Regions from separate parts of the Homo sapiens genome. Here all the other regions are linked to region 2. The links are chromatin loops, found by intact Hi-C in ENCODE. Cell type or tissue: OCI-LY7. All regions are shown on one strand. Region 1 overlaps CUX2 (cut like homeobox 2). Region 2 holds the start of VHRT (ventricular heart development associated lncRNA). Region 3 overlaps CUX2 (cut like homeobox 2). Region 4 overlaps CUX2 (cut like homeobox 2).

The links. A loop is a pair of places that touch in the nucleus more often than their neighbours do. Peaks named below come from ENCODE experiments on the same cell type or tissue, not always from the same donor. Only the 100,000 strongest peaks of a DNase experiment are listed, where the experiment ranks them.
Region 1: it touches region 2 in a loop (8-fold over the local background); 87 of 110 quality-filtered maps call a loop at or near these places.
Region 3: it touches region 2 in a loop (5-fold over the local background); 13 of 110 quality-filtered maps call a loop at or near these places.
Region 4: a loop joins it to region 2, with 9 times the contacts of the local background. A loop is called at or near these places in 79 of 110 quality-filtered maps.

What each region holds. Positions count from the first base shown.
Region 1 is chr12:111,311,733-111,316,732 of GRCh38, forward strand. CUX2 (cut like homeobox 2) reads left to right here. Exons shown (of 22, transcript NM_015267.4): 16 at 368-469. It overlaps LOC105369983 (a long non-coding RNA gene), which reads right to left. Exons shown (of 4, transcript XR_945341.2): 2 at 3,238-3,360. Among named protein-coding and RNA genes, the nearest start is that of MIR6760, 10 kb to the left of the region's middle. In OCI-LY7, CTCF peaks have their summits at 2,224 (motif pointing left) and 2,432; a DNase peak (open chromatin) is centred at 2,219.
Region 2 is chr12:110,934,359-110,939,358 of GRCh38, forward strand. It overlaps VHRT (ventricular heart development associated lncRNA), which reads left to right and starts at 2,244. Exons shown (of 2, transcript NR_036513.1): 1 at 2,244-2,340; 2 at 2,827-3,090. RefSeq lists enhancers at 1,507-2,200, 2,201-2,894, 3,589-4,281 and a silencer at 2,807-3,101. In OCI-LY7, CTCF peaks have their summits at 2,896 (motif pointing right) and 3,097; a DNase peak (open chromatin) is centred at 2,923.
Region 3 is chr12:111,172,197-111,177,196 of GRCh38, forward strand. The region is part of intron 1 of CUX2 (cut like homeobox 2); the gene reads left to right. Among named protein-coding and RNA genes, the nearest start is that of MIR6760, 130 kb to the right of the region's middle. In OCI-LY7, a CTCF peak has its summit at 2,527 (motif pointing left); a DNase peak (open chromatin) is centred at 2,545.
Region 4 is chr12:111,296,181-111,301,180 of GRCh38, forward strand. It overlaps CUX2 (cut like homeobox 2), which reads left to right. Exons shown (of 22, transcript NM_015267.4): 8 at 293-359; 9 at 2,361-2,409. All of the region lies in intron 2 of LOC105369983 (a long non-coding RNA gene), which reads right to left. Among named protein-coding and RNA genes, the nearest start is that of MIR6760, 5.5 kb to the right of the region's middle. RefSeq lists an enhancer at 2,711-3,704. In OCI-LY7, CTCF peaks have their summits at 2,846 (motif pointing left) and 3,053; a DNase peak (open chromatin) is centred at 2,821.

The sequences.
Region 1 (5,000 bases), 380 kb after region 2:
GGATTACAGGTGCAAGCCACCATGCTTGGCTAATTTTGTATTTTTAGTAGAGACAGGATTTCACCATGTTGGCCAGGATAGCCTCAAACTCCTGACCTAAAGTGATCCTCCCACCTCGGACTCCCAGAGTGCTGGGATTACAGGCATGAGCCACTGTGCCTGGCCTCGTTATTATGATTCTTATTTCACACCAGAATCACTCACAGGCCCACAGTTTGTTACATAGACTAAGCAGTGGCCCTGCCATCTCACTGATGGTCTGACCCTCACTCTTCTGGGAGGAGGAGACAGCCCCCCTACCCCACCAGGCTCCGGAGACTGAGCCCAACATGCAGATCCTGCCACAGATGCCTTCTTGCCTCCCCAGGCAGCATCACCCCGAGAATCCGCACGCCTGAGACAGGCTCAGACGACGCCATCAAGAGCATTCTAGAGCAGGCCAAGAAGGAGATCGAGTCGCAGAAGGGCGGTGAGTGTGACCCCTGCAGGCAAAGCCTGAGGCCCCCGGGGCCAGCTGCGAACAGGAGATGAGGCTTCGTCTACCTTTGTCCACCCCAGAGGGAATCCAAGGTGGATCAGAACCACCAGAGGCCAGAGGGACCTGTCTAGAGCGCATGGGTAGCTGTGGCACTGCTCAGAACCCTGCCATGGTTCCACACAGCTCTCAACATAAAATCTCAACCCTTGGCCAGGCGCAGTGGCTCATGCCTGTAATCCCAGCACTTTGGGAAGCCAAGGCAGGCTGATCACCTGAGATCAGGAGTTCGAGACCAGCCTGGCCAACATGGTAAAACCCCATCTCTACTAAAAATACAAAATTACCTGGGCATGGTGATATGTGCCTGTAATCCCAGCTACTTAGAAGGCTGAGGCAGGAGAATTGCTTGAACCCGGGAGGCGGAGGTTGCAGTGAGCCGAGATCACACCACTGCACTCCAGCCTAGGTGACAAAGCAAGACTCTGTCAGAAAAAAAAAAAGAAAAATATCCCAAGACTCGACAAGGCCTACAGGCCCTACAGTCTTCAGGCCCCTCCATGCCTGTCACATGAACTGTTCATAGTCATGCCCAGCTGCCGTGCACTCCACCCTGCGCCTCTGATGCTGTCCTTACCCCAGACACCTTTCACCTGGCCAACTCCTACTCATACCTATGACTCAACTCAGAAGTCACCTCCTGCAAGAAGATGGGTTGGACACTGCACCCGCTTCCCTCCACCCCCACCACAGTGACCTGTTTGCTTGGTGTAGTGGAGCTGGACTGGCCACAAATTCTGGCTCTGCTGTTTATTGGCTATGTGACCTTGGGCAAGTTACTTAGCCTCTTTGTGCCTTCATCGTCTTTGTTTGAGACAGATTCTCACTCTGTCACCCAGGCTGGAGTGCAGTGGCGCAGTCTCAGCTCACTGCAACCTCCACCTCCTTGGTTCAAGCAATTCTCCTGCCTCAGCCTCCTGAGTAGCTGGGATTACACGCACGCGCCACCACACCTGGCTAATTTTTTTTTTTTTTGTATTTTTAGTAGAGATGGGGTTTCACCATGTTGGTCAGGCTGCTCTTGAACTCCTGACCTCGTGATCCACCTGCCTCGGCCTCCCAAAGTGCTGGGATTACAGGCGTGAGCCACCGTGCCCCGCCCATCTTCTCATCTTTAAAATGGGGACTGTGGGAGGCCGAGGCGGGCGGATCACCTGAGGTCAGGAGTTAGAGACAAGCCTGCCCAACATGGCGAAACCCTGTCTCTACTAAACATACAAAAAAATTAGCTGGGCGTGGTGGCGCACGCCTGTAATCCCAGCTACTCAGGAGGCTGAGGCAGGAGAATCTCTTGACCACAGGAGGCAGAGCTTACAGTGAGCCGAGATCACACCACTGCACTCCAGCCTGGGTGACAAAAGCAAAACTCCATCTCAAAAAGAAAAAAAAAAATGGGGACTGTATTAGTTTTCCTTTCTTAGGGTTGTGTGAGGATCAAATGAGGTCAGTGTAATCCTGAAAGATCAGCCATCATTACAGCAAATATTATCATTATTACCTCCCTGTTGCAGTTCTGCGCTGTCACAAACGACTCTGCTGGTGTGGCTGTCCCTCCGTCTGCTGTGGGGGCTTCTTGCAGCCAGGGACCGAGTTCCATCCTCACACCCAGCACAGCGTAGACTGACTGAGACCCTGGACTCCGGTTTCAAAGCCCTCTTCCATTTTTGCAGTGTCTGCTGCCCCCTGGTGGCTGCTCCGAGCAGGTGTCCTGAATCCCTCCAGTTGCCGCCAGGAGCCGAGATGTTTCCCAATCAATGGCCCTCCCTCCTGCCTGGTCCCCGGGAGGGGTGAGGGGATAAGGGATTACCCGGCTACCCTGCCCCACCTGTAAAATCCCCTGAGCCTAATTTCCCTCTTGGTCAGTTCCAGTAGCAAGAGAGATGCAAGACAGAGAAGGATGTAATTATGCAGTAAACATTTATTAAGCACCTACTGTGGTCTAGACACAGATTTCAGATATGGGTGAGACATGATATGGAGATGAAAAGAACCATGAGAAATAACTAGCCAGGGCTGGGTGTGGCAGCTAACTCCTGACCTCGTGATCCACCTGCCTCGGCTCCCAAAGTGCTGGGATTACAGGCGTGAGCCACCGTGCCCAGACCATCTTCTCATCTGGGCCTCTGGGAGGCCGAGGCCAAGGCGGGCAGATCACCTGAGGTCAGGAGTTTGAGACTAGCCTGGACAACATGGTGAAACCCCGTCTCTGCTAAAAATACAAAAATTGGCTGGGCATGGTGGTAGGTGCCTGTAATCCCAGCTATTTGGAGGCTGAGGCAGGAGAATTGCTTGAACCTGGGAGGCAAAGGTTGCAGTAAGCGGAGATCACACCACTACACTCCAGCCTGCGCAACAAGAGCAAAACTCAGTCTAAAAAAAAAAAAAAAAAAAAAAAAAAAAACCCCATCTCCTCTAAAAATACAAAAATTAGCTAGGTGTGGTGGCACACACCTGTGGTCCCAGCTACTCAAGAGGCTGAGGCAGGAGGATCACCTGAGCCCAGGAGGCAGAGGTTGTAGTGAGCCGAGATCTCATCACTACACTCCAGCCTGGGTGAGAGTGAGATGCTGTCTCAAAAAAAAATAATAGAAAAAGAAATAACTAGCCAAAGTCTCCCACTAAACCGACAGGACAACTGAGGCTAGGGAGGGAAGACATGAGTTCAGTTACACAGAGACAGAGGGAAACCCCAGGTCTCTCACCTCTTTATACAGCACTTTCTCCTGGGGGTCGGAAGCAGGCACCAGGGCAATGTCAAAGACAGCATCGCAGCAGAGGAAAACGTTTGCTCTCCATGGGCCAGCCAGTAGTCTTATATTCAGGGTCTAGGAGTTCAGCAAGAGGAAAAATACAAAGGTTATTGCCCCATACCCCTGGCAAAAAAAATGAATGCTAAGCAGTGGGCACATGAGCCGCTGCCAGGGAGGAAATGAATGTGACTAACTGCTCAATCACGAGTTCTACTTCTGGGATTGGAAGGAAATGTCCAGAATGGGGACAGGGGTTTATATATAAGCTGTTCCATCATTGTTCATAAGAGTGACAAACTGGAAACAAAACAACCTAAGTGTCCAGCAGTGGGGGATCTGGTAAGTAAAGCAGATAATATCCCTTTAGCAGCATGTGCAGCCCTTAAAGGTAGAACTTTTAATGATAAGAAAAAATGGGGCCGGGCACAGTGGCTCACGCCTGTATAATCCCAACACTTTGGAAGGCCAAGACAGATGGATCACTTGAGGTCAGGAGTTGGAGACCAGCCTGGACCACATGGCAAAACCCCATCTCTACTAAAAATACAAAAATTAGCCAGGCATGGTAGTAGGAACCTGTAATCCCAGCTACTCAGGAGGCTGAGGCAGGAGAACCACTTGAACCTGGAAAGCAGAGGTTGCAGTGAGCCGAGATCGCGCCATTGCACTCCAGCCTGGGCAACAGAGCAAGACTCGGTCTCAAAAAAAAAGAAAAAATTTAGCTGGGCATAGTGGCAAATGCATGTAGTCCCAACTACTTGAGAGGCTGAGGCAGGAAGATCGCTTAAACCCAGGAGTTTGAGACTAGCCTGGGCAACATACCAAGACCCTGTCTCCAAAAAAGAAAAAAAGAAAAAAAACACTCATGTTGATACTAAATGGGGACAAACCAGACTACACTTCCACATATCGAGTATGATCATGCGATGCATGTAGTTTAGAAAACAGACTGGAAGGGAATACATGAGAATATTTCACGTGGTTGCTCCTAAGAGACAGTAAGGGTGACTTTCATTTTGATCTTGACTTTTTGTGCTTTTTTTTGCATGCTCCTCTGTGCTCCCATAGTAGGCAAGTATGAGTTTTTTTTAATCGAGGTAAAATTCTCATAACATAAAATTAAGCTTTTTTTTTTTTTTTTGAGACAGAGTTGTGCTCTTGTTGCCCAGACTGGAGTGCAGTGGCGCAATCTCGGCTCACCACAACCTCCGCCTCCTGGGTTCAAGTGATTCCGCCTCAGCCTCCCGAGTAGCTGGGATTACAGGCATGTGCCACCACGCCCGGTTAATTTTTTTTTTTTTAATTTTTAGTAGAGACGGGGTTTCTCCGTGTTGGTCAGGCTGGTCTCAATCTCCTGACCTCAGATGATCCGCCTGCCTCAACCTCCCAAAATGCTGGGATTACACGCTTGAGCCACCGCGCCCGGCACTTCTTTTTTTTTTTTTTTTTTGACAGAGTCTTTAGCTCTGTCGCCCAGGCTGGAGTGCAGTGGTGTGATCTCGGCTCACTGCAACCTCCACTTCCCAGGTTCAAGCAATTCTCCTGCCTCAGCCTCCTGAGTAGCTGGGATTACAGGTGCGTGCCACCACGCCCAGCTAATTTTTGTATTTTTAGTAGAGACGGGGTTTCACCACGTTGGCCAGACTGGTTTCAAATTCCTGAGGTCAAGTGATCGGCCTGCCTCAGTCTCCCAAAGTGCTGGGATTACAGACGTG
Region 2 (5,000 bases):
GAGACAGAAAGAAAGTTCTAGGGCCATGCATGGTGAAGAGAATAGGAGAGACTTTTGGGGTTGGGACATACAGTGAAACAGTTTCATTTCCCCCAGGAAAAGCCAGCCAGAAAAAGTTAGGCTGGCCCTGTTCTCTTGGGTGACTTTGGACAAGGGAACAGGAGCCCAAGGGATTAAGGGGGAGGGTGTGCTAATACCTCTGTATCCTCACAGGGGGCCAGGGCATTTCACAAAGGACAAAAATAGATGAGAGAGAAGAAAGACAAAGAGGGATGGCTCATGGAATCCTCTCTGGAATGAAGGTGTGTGGCCAGCAAGGGCCTCGGAGGTGAGTCATGGTTTTACAAAGGGAACAGGCCCCAGGGAGGGGTATGGGCTGCCTGGTGCAATGCCCAGACACTGTCCTCAAGGTGAACCAGAGAATATTTAGACAAATGGAGAAAACCAGGATGATTTTAATTCGGAACAGAGAACTGGGACCCTGGATCAGTGAGGAATGTTCTGGGATGCAGGTGATGGAAATCCATTAGCAGCAGCTTAAACAAACGGGGGGTTCGTTTTCTCTCAAGAAGTTGGAGAACAGACAGTTCCACGGTTGTTCAGTAGCTGGACATGATTGGGGACCCCAGAGTTGTCTCTGTGACTCTGTGGGGGTTCCCTCTTGTGGTCCCAAGATGGTGGCAGCAGAGCCAAGTGTCCTGTCCTCACGACACTACGTTCAAAGCAGAAGCTGGGGCGGGGGTGGTGGCAGTGGGGGTGGGGTCAGGTGCAAATGTTTCTTTACTTCTTATGGAGGACAATATCTTCATGGGGAAGCCCCTAGGAGACTTTTCATACATCTCACTGGCCAGAACAAGGTAAGGCGCCCACATCTAGACCAAGTCTGACCTACCTGCTTTGACATCCAAGGTTCTTTGGCCTAATCCTGAACATAACCAGAGTTCTATTAGCAAGAAAAAAGACAGCAAATGGACTTGGGGTAGGCAATGAATAATGTCTGCTCCACCCACACCCCCAGTAACTGAAGTAATATTTCCCCAATATATATGGTACAGCACACAATATCCTGCAACAAAATGGTTCTATAGGCTGGGCGTGGTGGCTCACGCCTGTAATCCCAGCACTTTGGGAGGCAGAAGTGGGCGAATCATTTGAGGTCAGGAGTTCGAAACCAGCCTGCCCAACATGGTGAAACTCTGTCTCTACTAAAAATACAAAAATTAGCTGGGTGTGGTGGCGCATGCCTGTCATCCCAGCTACTTGGGAGGCTGAGGCAGAAGAAGCTCTTGAACCTGAGAGGCGGAGGTTGCAGTGAACTGAGATGATGCCATTGCACTCCAGCCTGCGCGACAGAGTGAGTCTCTGTCTAAAAAAAAAAAAAAAATTTTCTGTAGCCAACAAGAGAGTCTAGTTCAACAGGTTCCCCAGTTGCAGATCTTCTCAGAGCCTTTAAACAATGATGACTACTTATTGACTATTTGCCAGCTGCTGTGTCCATAGCTACATCTCTATTATCTCATTAAATCCTTATAATAACTCTAAGGGACAGAGGAAATAGAAACTAAGGAAGGGGGCAGAGCCAGGAATTGAACCCAGGACTCTGATTCTAGACTCCTATGCTGTCCTTTTACTACAGAGCAAACATCTACTAAAAGGGACAAGTTATTCTTCTCTGGGGGATACTGAATTAAGACTGAAAGCCTGGAAACTTCCAGCTTCTCTCTTGCTATTCCTTTCTCCCCGTAGATTGCCCCTGGCTCCTGGGAGAGGAATTCAGATTAAATCTCATGTCTTCGGTGTGGATTCCCAAAATTGAAGTCTGCTCTTTTTAAAATTTTTTTGGTAACACCTTGTTTTTCTCTTTCAGGGCACTTACCTTAGTTTTTAGTCAGGTATTTTCATTTATTTGTGCGTTAGGGACTTGTCTCTTTTACTGTAATATCGGCTCCATAAAGGCTGAGGTTTTTGTCTGTCTGTTTTGCTGCTGTAGCCCCAGCACCAAGAACCGTGGCTGGCACACAGTAAATTCACAGTAAAAATGTCGAGTCAATGAACAATCTTGACTTGGCTAATTGATAGGGTTTGGCTGTGTCCCCACCCAAATTTCATCTCCAATTGTATTCCCCACTTGTCGGGGGAAGGGCCTGGTGGGAGGTGATTGTATCATGGGGGCGGAGCTCCCCCTCCCCCTTGCTATTCTCGTGATAGAGCTCTCCTCACTTCTCTCTCTGTCTCTCCTGCCACCATGTGAAGAAGGTGCTTGTTTCCCCTTTGCCTTCCGCCATGAGTGTAAGTTTCCTGAGGTCTCCCAGTCATACTGCTGGTTAAGCCTGCAGAACGGTGAGTCCATAAAACCTCTTTTCTTCATAAATTACCCAGTCTCAGGTAGTTCTTTATAGCAGTGTGAGAATGGACTAATACACTAATACATTTCCTCTTTCTGAAACTGCATGTGCACATTTGTTAAAAAGGCTGGGTAAAAACTTGTTTTGAAATTCTGGTTTTGTGGGGTGGGTTTGATAAAAGGATACATGCTCACCACAAAACCTGCGAGGAAACCTAGGGAAACCAGAAATTCCAAAAAGAGATCCCTGGGAGTTGGCCTTGAATTGCACCTGGCTTCCATCACGGTCAGCCTTGGCCTCAACAGGAGAAACCCATTCATTGCGAGACGCGGACTCTGCTTGAATCCGGGTCCTGCAGCTGAGAGAATGGGCTGCATTTTTTTTCTCGGCTCCTCTTCCTTTCTGAAAAGGCCTCCCGCAGATCCATCTGGCTGCCTCACCCCCGATGACCTTTCCATCCTGTTCCTTTCCAAATTCCCAGGTGTACTTGTTTGAAATGTATCTGGCCCAATCGCTGAGCGTCCGCGCTGCATTTCTCCAAACTGCCCAGCAGGGGGCGGTGCTACCTCGGCTCCGCGCAGCCACGGCTTCCCGCTGGCGAACCAAGGGCGCGGAATCTGGAGAGGGCGAGGAACATCTTTCCTCCCACCTGTCCCCCGCCAAGCCTGCCAGACCCGTCTCATCCGTGCTGCTGCTTCTGAAAATCAGAAGAGTGAGGATGAAATAAAGTCTTCATAAAGGAAAACCATTTGCTTGTTTAGATTTCATTCATTCACTACTCAAATATTTACTGAGCTCCTACTGTGTGCCAAGCCTTGTTCTAAGCCCTGGGAGTCAACAGGGAACAAAACAGACACAAATTCCAATTCCTGCCTTCCTGGAGCAGTCCTTCCTGCTGGGGGCCGGTGGGCAGGAGGTCTTAGATGACAAACGTAATAAATAAGCAAACGACCTAGGAGGTTAGAAGTTGATACCTTCTATGGAGTAAAATAGGAAAATAGAACAAGGTAAGAGGGAAGAGAGACAGAGACAAAAAGGAAGAAAGAGAGAGATAAACACGATTTTTTTTTTTTTTTTTTTTTTTTTGAGACGGAGTTTCAGTCTGTCACCAGGCTGGAGTGCAGTGGTGCGATCTCGGCTCACTGCAACCTCTGCCTCCCAGGTTCAAGTGATTCTCCTGCCTCAGCCTCCCGAGTAGCTGGGTCTATAGGTGCGCGCCGCCACGCCCAGCTAATTTTTGTATTTTTAGTAGAGACGGGGTTTCACCATGTTGACCAGGACGGTCTCGTCTCTTGACCTTGTGATCCGCCCGCCTTGGCCTCCCAAAGTGCTGGGATTAGAGGCGTGAGCCACGGTACTCGGCTAATTTTTTTTTTTTTTTAATATACTTTATTGAGACAGAGTCTCTCTCTGTCACCCAGGCTGGAGTGCAGTGGCACCATCATAGCTCACTGCCGCCTGGAACTCCTGGGCTCAAGCGATCCTCTCACCTTAGCCTTCGAGTAGCTGGGACCACAGATGTGTGCCACCATGCCCAGGTATTTAAAAAAAACTTTTTTAAAATAATGTCTCATTTTGTTGCCCAGGCTGGTCTTGAACTCCCAGCCTCAAGCCATCCTCCCGCCTTGGCCTTTCAAAGTGCTGGATTACAAGCGTGAGCCACCGTGCACAGCCAAGACACAATTTTAAATCGAGCGGTCAGGAAGCCTCCTGGAGAAAATGACGTTTGAACAAAGACATGAAGAAAGTGGAGAATATTTGGAGAAAAGCATTTCAGGCAGAGGAAAGTGCCAGGGCAGAGGCCCCGAGGTGAGACTGTGCTAGCATGTTATTTAGTTTTTAGTTTTAAAAAGTGCAAAATAATATCCATTTACTGTGGGAAAATTAGACATTAAAAAAATCACTTCCTGTCCCTCTACCCAGAAATAACTGGTAACATGGTGGTGTATATTTTTGTGTTCTATTTTTAAGCATACACACATACATACGTGTGTGTGTATATTATATGTATTTTTTTTACAAAAATTGGGGTCATACCATCATACGGTTTCATAACCACTTATTTGCCTAATAATATAACAAGGCAATCATTCCATGTCAATAAATATTGATCCACATCATTACTGAAACGGTTGTAGAATGTTCCATCTCACAGATGTTCGGGATTTATTCAACCATTCCCCCACTAATGGGCATTTAGGTGATCTTCCCAATTATAAATAGCGATGCAGCCACCATTCTTGTAAAATTTCTACACTGTCTGAGTATCCAATTATTTCCTTCGGATGTGCTTCTAGAGTGGGAATGTTGGAGCAAAGGTTGTGCACTTTGCTCAACAGTCTGTGAGGCCTGCGTGTTTCTCAAGAGGGTTTGGGAGGGTTTCAGGGGGACCCTATAGCAGCCTGAGAATGTTTCATTTGGCAGGAAATCACCTTTTCTGAAGAGAAATGAGTACCCTACCACATTGCCAGGGCTTGCCTCTGTAGGGCTGGTCGTTTGGGTAATTTTAATTTTCTTCTTTATTCATTTCTATATTGTATTTTCGGTATTGGACATGCATTGCTTTTTGTATTAATTTTTCTAATGAAAGCAATTTTTCTTGTTATAAAAACCAAACACAAGAGAAGTACGTACAGTAGAAAGAAAAGGCCCACA
Region 3 (5,000 bases), 240 kb after region 2:
GTTTTTTAATAAAGCTCACCAGGAGCCAGATATCAATTTCTGTCAGAGAGACGCAGAGCATCTGAACCAGAACTAAATAAAAATAAACATTAAACAATTATTGGAATTTAGGTTTATTTAAAAAATCAGCAGGGTTGAGGGAACCAGCCACCCATTAGCGAGGCAGAACTATCGGGCCTTTTAACAACCCGCTGGTTCTTGGCTGCCAGAGAGATTTGGGCTGTCCAAGCTGTAGAAACTCCAGATCCTATTGATTAAAGATGATGCAGTAACGAACAAATTATATCATCGTGGCTGCTTGTGGTGCTGGCCAACACTGGCTACCTGTTTGTCTTGATGGAAATGGCTCTATCTGGGGGACTCCGGGAGGGTGGTTCAGTGTCCCCATCCCAGCCAGCGCTTTCCACTCTGTGCAGTTCCTGCAGCTGGGTGGAGGCTCCGAACCTCGAGCTGTCTGGGGTTCTTGTGTTTTTCTCCTCTCTGTCCCTTCCATGGACATCTGTAGTTTAAAAGGAGTCTGTGTCTTGTCAACCAAATCAATGCAAATAACCAGTGAACGTTTCTCGACTTTTCAGTAATAATTGATCTTCCCAGAACTGATATCGTTTGGAAAACGTAAGTAAGGAGATCAGCAGTGAGCCAGATGTCCACACTAAGAGAATATAACTGCTCTGAGTTATAGGAAAAGAAATGATTTCCCTTCCAGCTTTAGCTCCAAGAGCTGAGCAAACTGCCGTGCAGCATCGAGAAGCTTCCAATAAACTCGGGGCTTAGTTCGAGGCAGCCTCAGCCTCTCAGCCAGAAGACTTGGGTGAGTGCGGGACTGGAATCTTCCAAGCTGATGGGCAGACTTCTTGCCTGCAAATTTTTGGTCTCTAGGTTTTTATCTGGAAGCTGTCTGCACAGCCAGTTGCTGTCAGGGAGAGAGAGGTTTGTTGTTCTTCTTGAGGGATGTTCAGGCTTAGACCCTGAGCTGGGCATCTACTGCGTGGGAGTCTCCCCTTGGCTGGTTCTTTGGTTGATGTTCTTGTTGTTCTAATTTGATGGTCATTCCCATACATTGCTGTGATTGGCTCCTGACTTGACCAGGGTGATACTCAGAAAGTCAAATGGGGACGGGGACAGGGTTGATCTGTGGGCTGGTGGATGGAAAATAGGATGCCAGGGGGCACTTTCTTTATGAACACTGTCATTCTTCCAGAACTCATTCATTTGTTCATTTGAGCATTCATTCATGTGCTCATGCAACATATAGTTCCGGGGCACCTACTCTCTTCTAGGCACGATGAGGTGCTGGGCGCACAGGGGTACCTGCCCTCCTGGAGCTTTTAGTCTAGCTATGAAGAGGCACAGACTTGAAATAGTTCCTGATGACATCACAGTTGCCATAGTGCTTCATAGAGGTGAGGAGGCAGCAGCAGGGGCTCACGACAGCAGGAAACTGGCCTCATGTTGGGGTGTTGGTCTGCTGGAAGTAATGTTTAAGCTGCAACTTGGCTGAGGGGTAGGCCTGAGTTAGGCCATTGATTTTCAGACTTGAGCATGCATTTAAATCACCTGAAATTTCCTTGAAAAAAATCGCCAGGCTCTACCCTCAGAGTTTCTGATTCAGTAGGTCTGGAGCCCGTCCAAGAATTTGCATTTCTAACAAGATCCCAGGTGACACTGATCCTGCTGGGCCAGAGACTTTGGGAACCACTGAACTGGGCAAAGAATTGGGAGGAGAGGGCATTCAGGTAGCGGAAACTGCACGTACAAAGGTCCTGGGGCTGGTTTGGGCTTGGCAGTTTCCAGGAACCAAATGAAGGGCCAGAGGGTGGAGCAAAGCACAAGGACTGTGGGAGGAAATGCTGTAGAGAAGCAGGCAGGGCCCTGACCACACAGGCCTTGCAGACTGGGCTGGAGAGTTCAGATTTGATCTGAAATGGAATGGGGAGTCCGGGGAGGTTTTAAGCAGGGAAGTATCAACATCCAGTTTACATCTTGAAATGCCCTGTCTGGCTGCCAGGGTGGAAGTGAGATGGCAGAGAATTGCATGGAGCCAGGGAGGCCCCTGCAAGCATCCAGGCAGGAATTGGCAGTGACCAGACCAGGCTGATGACAGCAGGCATGGAGAGGCACGGGACGTGTCTGAATGAGTCCACGCTCCTGCTTTCCAGGAAGTTTTCCTGATCAGTTTGGTTCCACCCTTCAATCTGTGAACCCTAATTTCTCACTTGAAGAAGTTGTCCTATGTTGACGTGACATTAGCAGTTCCTTGAGGGTAGGGCTGTGTGTGTCATATGTGAGTCACATGCAGCCCCTAGTTGGATACACAATACCTTATACTAGCTGGCCAAAAGCACGGGACAGTTTACCTGCAATGGTTACCACATCCAGTTTTCCAAATACCCTGCAGGAAAGGTGGAGTTGTGCCCATTTTGCAGAGGGGGAAAACTGAGATTCAGAAAGGGCACGGGATACTCCCAAGCTCCCCAAGGTGGGCTGAAGGAAAAGCAAGATTCCCTCTACAGACTGGGGTGCCCTCTGGTGACCAGACAAAGGGAACAGGGACATCACCACCCGTGAACCCTAGACAGCAACCACAATTCTCTTTGGAGGTATCAGCAGCCTTCCCCAGGATGATGATCAGGCCACCGGAAATATTAAGCAGATAGAGAAGAAATTGCAGTTTTGAAGAAGTCAAAAATGGCCAAATAGCAGCAGTTTCCTGTGGTTCAACTGAAATCAAAATATAAAGAGGAAATCTTACAATTCCAGAAAATTCTGCTACAGCATGAGGAAGAGGAGTCACCATGCAGTCTAAATTGTCTCTGGAAGCAGCTCCCCCCCACACACAGAAGAGGGGGCCGTACAGGGATGCAGCATCTTAGAATCAGTCTATAATGCAATCAATTTTGTACATCCCTGGTGAAACAGCAACATTTATTTAACGTCTTTTATAGAGCAGCTGAGTTTTATCACAAATCACATTCCATTTCTATTCATCTGGGACTCCTTGAAGGCTAAAATGCACTTACTTTTCTCCGAGGAAATTTACCAATTCCTCAGTAAAGACCCATTTGCCTCTGTATGTAAAATTGACACATTTATTGAATATTAAACATTTAAGGTTTTTTTTACCAACCCCCTCCCCACCCACACCTTTTTTTTTTTTTTTTTTTTACACTTTTCCACAAAGCTTCATAGTCATTAGGGAACCTTCCTCAAAGTGGTGAGAAACACATATTTATGGGCAGAAACCAGCCGACATTTAAATTTGGGGCTTTCTGATTACTGGGAAATGGTCAAGTGACATCATAAATTTATAGAGCAGCACCCCATGCCTTTGAGTGGCCTCTCTAAGCTGTGTGCTTTTCCCATCTCTTTGTGGCAGGCTTGGTCACGCGGCAATATCGTGTTGGGTTCTCAACAAAAGTTTTTTTGTCTACACTCATAACATTTGCAGAAGGTAGGGACTGCCTCCCTGGCAATAAATTGTGCTAATTAGCATGAGGGCCTATTAATAAAGCAAGTTTTCTTTTATCCATGTTACTGAATGGTCGGAGACATCAGTTAAAGTGTATGTTCAAGACAATGTCTTTTTCACCGCCGGTTGCAATGTTTTTGTTTAAAAAAAAAAAGTAAGCGGGGATCTGGGCAGCTTATTGTACATGTTTTTGTGTCTTTAACATGAGAGACGGCTGAACTGTTGAACTTAGGTCTTGAATGTTGGGTCCAGATCTCCTACCTCTGTCTCTAAATCAAGGCATTAGGTGGCAGGGGCGGGAAGGCAGTGGGTGCTTTTCCCTAGATTGGGGGGAGAACTGATGGGGTTTGAGGAGTCTCTTCTTCTTCTTCTTCTTTTTTTTTTTTTTTTTTTTTTTTTGAGAGACAGAGTTGTTTCACTCTGTTGCCCAGGCTGCAATACAGTGATGCGATCACAGCTCACTGCATCCTCAAACTCCTGGGCTTAAGCAATCCTCCTGCCTCAGCCTCTTGAGTACCTGGGAACACAGGTGTGCACCACACCTAATTTTTTTTTTAATTTTGTAGAAACAGGGTCTCACTATATTGCCCAGGCTGGTCTTGAACTCCTGGCCTCGAGCAATCCTCATGCCTTGGCCTCCCAAAAGTGCTGAGATTACAGGTGTGAGCCACCATGCCCAGTGTGAGGAATATCTTCCTAATGAGCTTGGGGATCGGGGAGACTCAGGCTCCAGTCCTGACTTCCCTACCTGCCATCTTTGTAACCTTAAGCAAGTGACTTTTACCTCTTGAAGCCTCAGTTTCCTCTTCTATTACATAAGGATAACCACAGTGCCCATGTCATGGGGCTGTGGGCAGGATTAAATGAACTAATCCATGGAAGATTCTGGAAGGAACCCCAAACATCATTGCTCTTGTCCTGGGGACTTTATTCAGTGCCAGGTTTGGATGGGGAAAAAAAGGTTGTTGTGTCCAACCCCCACTCCAGGCTCTATTTTCCCTCCACAGGATCTATCAGGTCACCAGTATATGCTGGGCCACCTTTGGGGACAGGGCTCCTGACCATCAGGGCTGCTTTCCTTTGTTGGGCTGAAACTTGTTCACATGTGACTTCCTTGGCCCACACAGATCTGAACTCCTCTCCCATTCATTCCCCAATTCCTCCAGTCTGTTCACCGGAGGAAATGCCTGCAGGTCCTTTGAGATCCAGTTTTCTCAACCTCGCACATGAAGGGCATTTTGGACTGGAAAATTTCTCATTGCAGGGTCGTCCTGTGCCTTGTAAGATGTTTAGCAACATCTCCAGCCTCCACCCACTAGACGCCAGTAGTACACCCCTAGTTGTGACTATCAAATATATCTTTAGACATAGCCAAATGTCCCCCAGAGGACAAAATCACCCCTGCTTGAGAACCACTGTTCTAGAGTTTTGGGTCTTCCCCGTGCTGGGCTCCTTCAGGATGTCTTATCTCTGTGCCCTCTGGCATGCCAGCACCCCTGTGGCTTATGCATCCAAAATGTTTTCCGTGCCT
Region 4 (5,000 bases), 360 kb after region 2:
CCCCCCAACCCCGGCCTGGGTCCCCTGAGCTACCTAGGCCCATGGAGAGACCTCATCTGCCCCGCACTGCCCACCCCAGCCACTGCACATCCCTCTCACCAGCCTGAGCCCCTTTAGGGGCAGGAAACTCACTCACCGTCACCAGTTCTGACTGAGAGAAAGATCTCCCTCACTACCCGAGCTCTCATTCTGCCTGCTGGGCTTCGCAGAAGGAGTGGGCTCCACCTCCCTGGGAGACCCAGCTCCTTCCCACTCGGAGGTGGGGCCTCACCCTGCCTCTGCTTTCTCCCAGCGCTAAAGGCTACGCAGGCAGAGCTGCTAGAGCTGCGGCGGAAGTACGACGAGGAGGCAGCATCCAAGTAAGTGAGCCCTGCTGAGGTGTACCTCCTCCCTTGGAGGCCTCCCAGACAGGCCTCCTCCTTCTGACCCTCCAGTACTTGCCTCCTCCCTCTGACCCTCCCAGACACACCTCCTCCCTCTGACCCTCCAGTACTTGCCTCCACCCTCTGGCCATCCCAGACACGCCTCCACCCTCTGGCCCTCCCAGAGAGGCCTCCTCCCTCTGACCCTCCAGTACTTGCCTCCACCCTCTGGCCATCCCAGACACGCCTCCACCCTCTGGCCCTCCCAGAGAGGCCTCCTCCCTCTGACCCTCCAGTACTTGCCTCCACCCTCTGGCCATCCCAGACACGCCTCCACCCTCTGGCCCTCCCAGAGAGGCCTCCTACCTCTGACCCTCCAGTACTTGCCTCCACCCTCTGGCCGTCCCAGAGAGGCCTCCTCCCTCTGACCCTCCAGTACTTGCTTCCACCCTCTGGCCCTCTCAGGCCTTCTCCCTCTGACCCTCCCAGACACGCCTCCTCCCTCTGACCCTTCCAGACAGGCCTCCTCTCTCTGACCCTCCAGTACTTGCCTCCTCCCTCTGACCCTCCCAGATATGCCTCCACCCTCTGGCCCTCCCAGACAGGCCTTCTCCCTCTGACCCTCCCAGACACGCCTCCTCTCTCTGACCCTCCCAAACACGCCTCCTCCCTCTGATCATCCCAGACACGCCTCCACCCTCTGGCCCTCCAGTACTTGCCTCCTCCTTCTGATCCTCCAGGACTTACATCCTCCCTCTGTCCCTCCAGACATGTCTCTTCCCTCTGACCTCTCAGACATGCCTCCTCTTTCTGACTCTTCTCCTTCCTCTGAGTCTCGGCTGGAGGCCCCCGTTTCATTAAGCACCTCTGCTCCTCACCCCCAAAGGCACACAGCTGTCATTTGCTGTGCCACTCACACACCACAGCCATAAATAATGTCCTGGGACCTGGGCTGAGTGAGGGGCTGCTTGGTGGGGGCCTCCCCCTTTGCTCTGGGCCCCTGGGACTGTCCCCGCTCCCCAGCTCCACACTCCAATCCTCAGGGGCTGAGAGGCATTCACCTAAATTACTCTGGACTCAAGCGTTTCTTTAGGCTTTAAGAAATCATTCATTCTGCAAACACTTATTGAGCACCTGCTGTTTATCCAGTGCTGTTCTGGGTCCTTGGAGGAAACATGAGAACATGACCCGGTCCTCAGTCAAGGAGAGGAGACAAAAACTGATGTGCAGTGATACATTTGTTCATTCACACATATTGAGCACTTACGGTATGCCCAGCACTGTTCTTGGCACATGGCAAATGCTACAAAGGGAAGAACTGGGGATGGGAAAAGAGAATGACAAGCAGGGGTAGGTCCTTTATCCAGGGTAGTCAGGGAGAACTCCCTGGAGGAGGTGGCTTTCAGAATGAGGAGAAGGCCATGTGAAGAAAGCAGGGAAGGGTGCTCCAGGCAGCAGGAACAGCTTGAGCCAAGGAAGGCCCTAAGCATGCATGAAGCATGTGTGTGGCCTTGGGTCACAAAGTGCTCCCCACGTGCCCCCCGCGTCTCCCACCCCCTGCTAACAGAGGGGATGCCTCTCCCAAGCCCCTCCATGCTGGCAGCCTGCAGGGGGCTGGGCAGCGCAGTAAACAAGTGACCACTGGGGACAGTGCAGGGCGGCCTCCCCGGAGAACACTGTGATCAGGGTTTTAAAGCCGGGGGCTGTTCTCTTGAGGATGGGCATTCCAGGCACTACCAGGACAAAGGCTTGGAGGTGGAGTTCAGAGAGTGGCCCCTGGGGGAGAGGGGAGGCCAGGCTGTCCTGAAGAGGTGCAGTGCTGACGCCCTACTCCCTTTTCCTCGAAGCCTAGGCTCTTTTCTCCCCAGCCCGATTTCTCTCCTGTAGCAAGGCCTTCAGCCCTCCCCTGGGCTCAGGCAGGGGCTGGGGGTGTCAGGAGGGGCGGGGGCCTGGAGCCCGCCGGAAGCCCTTCCTCAGGGCCTCATCTTTGTGTCTCAGGGCAGATGAAGTCGGCCTGATCATGACCAACCTGGAGAAAGCTAATCAGGTGAGGAGGCGCAGTTCCCACCCGTGGGTGCCAGAGGCTCCCTCTGCCTGGGGTGGGGGTCTCGGGCCAGATGAGGAGGAAGGGACTGAGCTTCATCAATATTTATTCAACTGTGGGTCTTGTGCATGCCAAGTGAGGGAGCCAGGAGGAGTCTGGGCCCCAGGCCCTGCCCTCCCCAAGCTCCCAGGGTGGGCCCAGGGTAGGGGGTTGGGGTAGGGAATGCAGACAGACACACTTGGAAATAGAGTGCTCCAAGCAGCAACAGGCAGGAAGGGGCCGCTGACCCAGACTGCGGGAGTCCAGGAAGACGTCCTAGAGGAAGGGATGTGGAGCTAAGACCCAAAGAATAAATGACAGCATATCTAGGCATGGATTCTAAGTGGGGCTCCCGCCTCCTGCCTTCCTCCGGCTCAGAGGTGCTGCCATCTGGTGGGCAGAGTCAGGCAGGACTTTAAAAGAAGGGCAGCCACAGCCAGGGGGCTCCAGCCCGGAGTCTTGAGTGCCCACCATGTCTGTCCCCCAGCTCCCTGCAATGCCACCAGCCAGAGACATGGCCAGGAGAGGCCAGCAGGGCCTTGAGCCCTCTGTCCCTTGGCTCATCTTCCTGCCTGTGGGGTGGGAGAAGATGCCCACCCGCCCTGAGGTCTGCGGGCCCGCACTGTGGCAGGGAGAGAGGTCATTTTCCCCAGGGGCAGTTAAAAGGGGCCTCTTGGAAGACATTTTGAAGCTGGGTTTCAGAGTCCTGATGCTGTCCCCTGAGGGAGGGCAGCCAGGTAGAAGGCTCAGCAGGAGCAGAGGCCCGAGGTGTGGCTCTTTGGGCGCAGGGTGGGGGCACTCCCTCCTACAGAGGAGACTTGGATAAAAGGGCTGATTCTATGTCCCTGGGAAGCCACCAGAAGGTGCAGGCCTGGGCTGGAAGTGCTGAGACTCTATGAGCCCCTACCCCTATAGAAGCAGTGTCCCCTAGGAGGGTCGGGAAGGCCAAAGTCAGGGCTAGGTTACCGTGGTGGTGGTAACCGCAGTGGCTTCCCTGAGCTTAGGTCCAGCATATTTTTCTGAAATGATCATTAAGTAAGCCCCATTTTGTATAGGCTACATAGCCTTTTTAGAATGATTTTTTGAATAGGTAATGCATTCATGTAGTTCAGAACTCAAGAAGCTACACAAGGGCCTGTCTAGGAAAGTCCAGCTCTCCTCCGAGTTCTCCTCCCCTGCAGCAGCCTCTCTCACCAGCCCCTGGGTTCTCCTTCCAGAGATGGTCAATCCATTCACAAGCCCACGAATATATCTTTTTGTGGGGGGCAAGGGGGACAGGGTCATACTCTGTCGCCCAGGCTGGAGTGCAGTGGCACAATCATGGCTCACTGTAGCCTTGACTTCCCCGGCTCAGGTGATCCTCCCACCTCAGCCTCCCAGGTAGCCAGTTAGCTGGGAACAGAGGCGTGTGCCACCACGCCGTGCTAATTTTTTGTATTTTTTTGTAGAGATGAGGTTTCACCATGTTGCCCAGAATATATCTATTTTAACCAGCGGCCTCTTTTTGTTGAGACAGGCAGGGTCTCACTTTGTCATCCAGTCTGGAGTGCATTGCAGCGATCACAGCTCACTGCAGCCTCAACCTCTGGGGCTCAAGCAATCCTCCTGCCTCAGTCCCCCAAGTAGCTGGGACTACAGGCACGCACCACCACATCCGGCTAATTTTCATATGTTTTGTAGAGATGCGGTTTTGCCATGTTGCCCAGGCTGATCTCAAACTCTTGAGCTCAAGCAGTCCACCCTCCTGGGCCTCCCAAAGCACTGGGATTAGAGGTGTGAGCCTCTGTGCCCAGCCACCCCTTTTAAAAACAAAATGATAATATACTATGCATACCATTGTGAACCTTACTTTTCCCCGTCTATATCTTTGAGCTCCTTCCGTATCAGTATAGAAAGCAGTTCCTCCTCTGTTTTACGGCTGTGTGGTGTTCCTCAGCAGGGTGCACCATCGTCTAACCCAGGGGAGGGCAAACTTTCTATAAAGAGTCAGAGAGTAAATATTTTCAGCTGTGCAATCCATACAGTCTCTGACACAGATTTTCAACTTTGCCATTATAGCATGAAAGCATAGACAATATGTAAGTGAATGAGCATGGCTGTATTCCAATAAAACTTTATAAGAACAGGCAAGACTGCACACAATAGCTCATGCCTCTAATCCCAACACTCTGGGAGGCCGAGGTGGGATGATCACTTGAGCCCAGGAGTTTGAGACCAGCCTGGGAAACATAGGGAGACCTCATCTCTACAAAATATTTAAAAACTATCCAGGCATGGTGGTGTACGCCTGTAGTCCCAGCTGCTCAGGAGGCTGAGGTGGGACGATCACCTGAGTCCAGGAAGATGGAGGCTGCAGTGAGCTATGATCACACTACTGCATTCCAGCCTGGACAACAGAGTGAGACCCTATCTCAAAAAAAAAAAAAAAAAAATCCAGCTTATAGTACTTGGAATAGGAAGCACGTCTAATAATGTTTTCCTGAGTCCAAAACTAAAACCCACACATTATGGAGACGTATAGAGAAGAAAATAAATGTCAGTGTATTAGGTTTTTA